Linked DNA regions of Homo sapiens: region 2 is linked to region 1. The links are chromatin loops, found by intact Hi-C in ENCODE. Cell type or tissue: right lobe of liver. All regions are shown on one strand. Each heading gives the region's core, and the rest is flanking DNA. Links, peaks and the distances in the headings are about the cores only. Region 1 overlaps ANO10 (anoctamin 10). Region 2 has its middle 43 kb from the start of TOPAZ1.

Evidence for each region. Hi-C counts contacts between places; a loop is a spot of excess contacts. Peaks named below come from ENCODE experiments on the same cell type or tissue, not always from the same donor. Only the 100,000 strongest peaks of a DNase experiment are listed, where the experiment ranks them.
Region 2: a loop joins it to region 1, with 5 times the contacts of the local background. A loop is called at or near these places in 95 of 110 quality-filtered maps.

Annotation. Positions count from the first base shown.
Region 1 is chr3:43,543,088-43,546,008 of GRCh38, reverse strand. All of the region lies in intron 11 of ANO10 (anoctamin 10), which reads left to right. Among named protein-coding and RNA genes, the nearest start is that of ANO10, 77 kb to the left of the region's middle. In right lobe of liver, for the core only: a CTCF peak has its summit at 1,629 (motif pointing left); no DNase peak of the experiment used is centred there.
Region 2 is chr3:44,197,511-44,200,431 of GRCh38, reverse strand. No RefSeq gene overlaps it. Among named protein-coding and RNA genes, the nearest start is that of TOPAZ1, 43 kb to the left of the region's middle. RefSeq lists an enhancer at 1,472-1,521. In right lobe of liver, for the core only: a CTCF peak has its summit at 1,584 (motif pointing right); a DNase peak (open chromatin) is centred at 1,591.

The DNA of each region.
Region 1 (2,921 bases), core at 132-2,631:
AATGCTATTCTAGTGTTGCTGAGACCTCAGCTGAATGCCATCTGGTCTTGTAATGAATCCAAAAAGTGTAACATTTACAAATAGAATAGAAAATACAAATTTTTGGTTTGCTACCATTCAGTTTGTAAAATCATGTTAAAATTCTAATTCTGAATTTTACAAGGTAACTATGTGAGGTGATAGATATGATAATTAGATTAATTTTGCTAATCATTTCATAGGATATACATATTTCAAAATATGTTGTATAACTTAAATATATTTCAATTTTTATTTGTCAGTTATACCTCTATAAAGCTGGAAAAAAAGAATGTTACAGAATGTTCATCAAAACTATCAGTGGGGTCGGGCACGGTGGCTCATGCCTGTAATCTCAGCACTTTAGGAGGCCGAGGTGGGCAGATCACCTGAGGTCAGGAGTTCGAGACCAGCCTGGTCAACATGATGAAACCCCGTCTGTACTAAAAATACAAAAATTAGCCGGGCATGGTGGTGCGTGCCTGTAATCCCAGCTACTCGGGAGACTGAGGCAGGGGAATCGCTTGAGGCAGAGGTTATGGTAAGCCGAGATTGCGCCACTGCGCTCCAGCCTGGGCGACAGAGAGAGACTCTGTCTAAAAAAAAAACAAACAAACAAACAAAAAAAAACCATCATTGGGTCAATTAACATGTTTCTGTTTATAAGATTTTTCTCTTTTATCTGAAAATCTTTTCAAATAAGGAAATTAAATCTTAAAATTAACGTTAAAATAGAATTTTTTACTGGAGTCTACATAATGTTCTTATTGATTTAAAAAAGTTTTGCTAGTAGCATATTAAATTAACAGCATGCTATACTTTCATATGTTTATTCATGGCCCCTATAAGAGCAGAAATTTTACTAACTCAAAAAATGCCATAGTCTATAAATATATAAAAATTCTCATAAATTTTTAACGTCTTGATGGAAAAAGCAATTTAAGATGCTTTTTTTCCAAATTAATTAACCAAATAAATATCTAGATACATTTACATGATTAGAATTTGTTAACAGAACAAACACGACTTAGAAAATGTAACAATTTTATAAAGTTGATGTTGAGTGTTAATGTTCTCAAAATTTAAAATTGGATGAATTGATAGTTTCTATTGCTTTTCTGGATCACATTTCCAAAGCCAGGTCACTTTATTTTTTACGCAGGTTTCTGATTCTTTTTTTTTTTTTTTTTTTTTATTTCAGACAGAGTCTTGCTCTGTCACCCAGGCTGGAGTGCAGTGGCACAATCTTGGCTCACTGCATCCTCTGCCTCCTGGGTTCAAGCAATTCTCATGGCTCAGCCTCCTGAGTAGCTGGGATTACAGGTGCACACCACCACGCTTGGCTAATATTTGTATTTTTAGTAGAGACGGGGTTTCACCATTTTGGCCAGGCTGATCTCGAACTCCTGACCTCAAGTGATCTGCCTGCCTCAGCCTCCCAAAGTGCTGGGATTACAGGTGTGAACCACCATACCCAGCCCTGATTCTTCATTTTTTTTTAAAGCTTGATTTAGTACAGATGAAACTGAGTAAAGGCAAAAATGATCACTGCTGTATTATGAGAACTGTGTCATTTGTCACAACTTTTGTGTATTTACTGCCATCTAGTGTTGCCTTTAAAAATTGATGACACTTGAACACTACTTTCATTTGCAAAATAAAGAAATTTTTGTAGACTGAACCAGAGAATAGCCTACCAATGTAATAGATGAAAACATGTGAAAATGCCATTTTTTGTGGGTTAAAAATAAATACTGGCGGTGTCATAAAGTTCAGCTCTCAAGATTAAATCAATATTCAAATAATTTCCCTTAAGTAATTATCATCCTTCTTTTTGAGGCAAACTTAGTTTGCTTTTTTGATGTAATTTTTAGCAAAAGATTACTACTTTACCTGCAGAATTATGTATGTCTCCAATTTCTAAAAAATAGAAATGGCCTGATATCTTCCAAATATTAAATCTTAGATAATACTTCATTTTAGTAATGACAGTTTTAATTCTAAATTAATTGACAGTTTTAATTCTAAACTTGGCAAGATGTACCTATCAGACATGTTGAATTACTGACAATTTACCTACTAAATTTGGTTCTTTTTCTAAGGTGAAGACGAGTTAACTACTCATCCCAGAAATTACACTGCATTTCTAATGTTTAGGGCCTGGTGACCACCAAGCCTGCCTGTACCATGCATGTTTAATTCGTGGTTTAAAAAATATCATTTAATTACAGTTTCTTTTAAAAAATAAGTTTTCATGTGGCACCCCCTCTCCATCTGCCAGCAGCTGCTTAGAAGCAGAATTGAGGCCGGGCGCAGTAGCTCACGCCTGTAATCCTAGCACTTTGGGAGGCCGAAGCGGGCAGATCACAGGTCAGGAGATCAAGACCATCCTGGCTAACACGGTGAAACCCCGTCTCTACTAAAAATACAAAAAAATTAGCGGGCGCTGTGGCGGGCGCCTGTAGTCCCAGCTACTGGGAGGCTGAAGCAGGAGAATGTCGTGAATTCGGGAGGCAGAGCTTGCAGTGAGCTGAGATCCGGCCACTGCACTCCAGCCTGGGTGACAGAGCGAGACTCCGTCTCAAAAAAATAAAAAAGAAAAGAAAAGAAGCAGAATTGAGTCTTATCTGTAATACCAGAAGTATCCTCTGAGAATGAACTGAGCCTTTCCAGGTTCTTTTGTGCCCTGACTCACAGGCTTTATTTTCCTAGTTTCAGATTTGAAAGTTGCAAGCATTATACAGATAATTCCTATATATTCTTTATCAGGATTCACTGATTTTGAACATTTTGTCACACATGTGTTCTTCCTCTCTCTCAACTAAGAGAGAGGGAGGGAAGGAGAGAGAGAAACAGAGGGAGAGAAGAGAGAGAGATTTATAGATATTTGAAACTATACAAAT
Region 2 (2,921 bases), core at 195-2,694, 650 kb before region 1:
AACTACCTGAAAGGCTTCTATCAGCCTTTCCTCAATGAGCAATGCCCTCTTCTCTGCAAATTGTGATCAGCTGTGCATGCAGCAAGATGAACAAATGGTTTTGACCAAGCTGGCCAGTTGGTCACTTTAATAAAGTGAGATGTGAACTCACTTTATTAAAATTCAAGGACACTGGTTTTCCTTACTAGGAATCCGGGACTTTCATATGGTGGTGGGTGTGGGATGGGGGGGTGGGGGGTAAGGGGGGAAGGGGTGCGGCAGGCACGAGGGTATGGGCAGCAGGTGGGCTGGTGGCGGGGGAGGTGGGAGGCCTGTATTTGGATTTCCCTTCTCTGATCTTTGGAAATTGCTCTTTGTGGCATGAAATGCTTTTCTTTGTGTCTGTTCTTGACATGCTGAATTACTTTGAACGAAAGTAGTGGCAAGCCCATCTCCCCTAGGGCAAAGATGAAAACATGTATATGAGGAGGCATGTTGACATGTATATGACATGTGTTCACATGTCACTTCCCCCAGTGCTGGAAGGAAGGGGCTGAAAAAGGAGCTGGAGGGAAAATCCCTATGCCCCTGTTTCCAGATGACCTGCAGTGTCAATATGAGGCAGTATTAATCTTTTGTTCATAGGAATAATCTTTAGGGGTTAATGAGCACCCAAGATCAAATGTAAGATTTCATGAGCACACTTGTTTGAGACGGGGTCTCACTCTATTGCCCAGGCTGGAGTGCAGTGGTGTGATTATGACTCACTGCAGCCTCAACCTCTTGGGCTCATGTGATCCACCCATCTTCCCAAGACTACAGGCACGCATCACCAGGCCTGTCTAATTTTTGTATTTTTTTTGTAGAGACAGGGTTTCACCACATTGCCTAGGCTGGTCTTGAACTACTGGGCTCAAGCGATCTGCCCCCCTCGGCCTCCCAAAGTGCTGGGATTACTGGCATGAGCCACTGCACCCAGCTCATGCGCACTTTTCTAGGGAGCTCATATGTTTTACCAGATTCCCAAAGGTGTTATGTGAAACCAAAAAAATTGTTAAAAAAGCAATTCTGATGGGAGGTCATGGAAAGAATAATGGTCCTAAAAATAAAGGAAAGAATGGAAGTCTTCTACTTAACAGACTATTTGCCCTTGTCCAGTAGAAATGCCACTGCCCCTGCCCCTGCCTTTGGCCACCTACCTTTGTGGGTCACTGAGGTCGGGCAGCCTGACAGGCCTAGATGGACTGGCTTAACTCTAAGGAGTGGCGAGTGAGTTTTTAAATGTAGGAATGTCATTGGTTCTAACACTGGTTGGTGTAGATCTGAGTGCTTGCTCTACACCAGGCATGGTGGTTAGTGCTGCCAGTGTGAGTCACTTTTATCTTCACAATAACCTTAGGGATAGATGGTATTATCCTCATCCACGATGATGAAAGGTATCAGAATTCAATCAAATGAAAGCAGAATGCACTGCCATTATTAAAGTCCGGTGGGCGTTCTGCTCTTCAGAGAGGGTGTAGAATGCAAAAGAAGTTCCAGGCTGCATAAGCGACTCCTTCTTCCTCTCCAGTGAGTTTGAAGCGGGGGCGGGGAAAGAGCTTTGAGTTCTCCTCTGCCGTCACTAGATGGCGGTGTGTCAAAGGCTATTTCCTACCAGGATGCTAACCTCCAAGGAATGCACCTGTTTTGTTCTGGGGTGTTAAAATTTTTTTTTGCCTGAGTTTGAAAGAAGAGTTGTAGGAATGAGGTAGGAAACTCTCCTAATCTATCCCTCCCACGCATCCCCACCTTTCCCCAGAACACTTTAAACCGAATGTTTCATATTTGGCTAAATAGTGCATCTCTTAAATAATGCATCCTACCTGCCTCTGTCCCCTGGAGTAATTCTGCATTTCCATCTGCAGAGCGTCTGCAACTGGCATGATGACTGCATTCTCAGCATGTCGTAACAGTTCTGCAGTGATAAGGCCTTTCATCTTAAAGTCTTTACAGAGTTCTCCTTATGGTCCTGATTCTAATGCCTTGAAATCTTGAGACATACAGTAGTGCAAAGTCCACAAACACGTGTTGAAACATTTTGCTGCTGAGGTCATTAATGACTCAAGAACATTATGATCCTTTACATTTCCCCCATCATCTACTTTGTCCTGGTAAATGAAATCCTGCTTGGGTATTCTCTGATGTTATCAATACTTTCAGACACCTTCTCAAATGTATAACTCTTTGCCAAATGTAGGCAGTCAAAAGATATATTTTGTATCACTAGGAGCTGGCCTTTTTGAAGCCATATTTTAGTACTACAATGAGACCAAAGTAAGTAATCTTATTCAATTAGGAGTTTTTCTTTAATCAGTAGTACAACTTTAATGGCTGCTGCTATTCTGTAGGGCTGTAAATGTATTTTTATTGCACCCTTTCCAGCAGTTAGACACTGAGACGAGTCTCTTGTCTAAAGACCTTCATCTAAAATCATATATAATTCACTTACTAAATGGCTAAACTGGAACTGTGCCTCTTCTCTTACATAGGAATCTAAAACTTAGAATTATTAAGCAGTGGGATCCTCTTCCTTCTCAAATGTGCTTGATGAAAATGTCCTACAGTCCTAAGCTGTTTGTTTCATAAGAGAATTAAGGGCCAGGTATGAATCCTTGCATATGATGTATGTTCAGGGATCTTTGCAATTTCTTTAACAGATCCATAGCAAAGATTTCTTAGTTATATGGAAAATAGTCTCGATTCTTACTAATTTGTATGTTCTGTTTTGAGGCTCCCATTAAGAGCACCTGCATTATCAGATTGCTGTTTCTAACAATCTTTCCTTTGAAATACATAAACACTATTATGACTTATGATATTTTTGCATCTATCAGAAAATATATGCCATCCAATTTTGCTAGTGCTAAAATAAGTATCAAAGTGCTTTCCTTAAATACACTTTT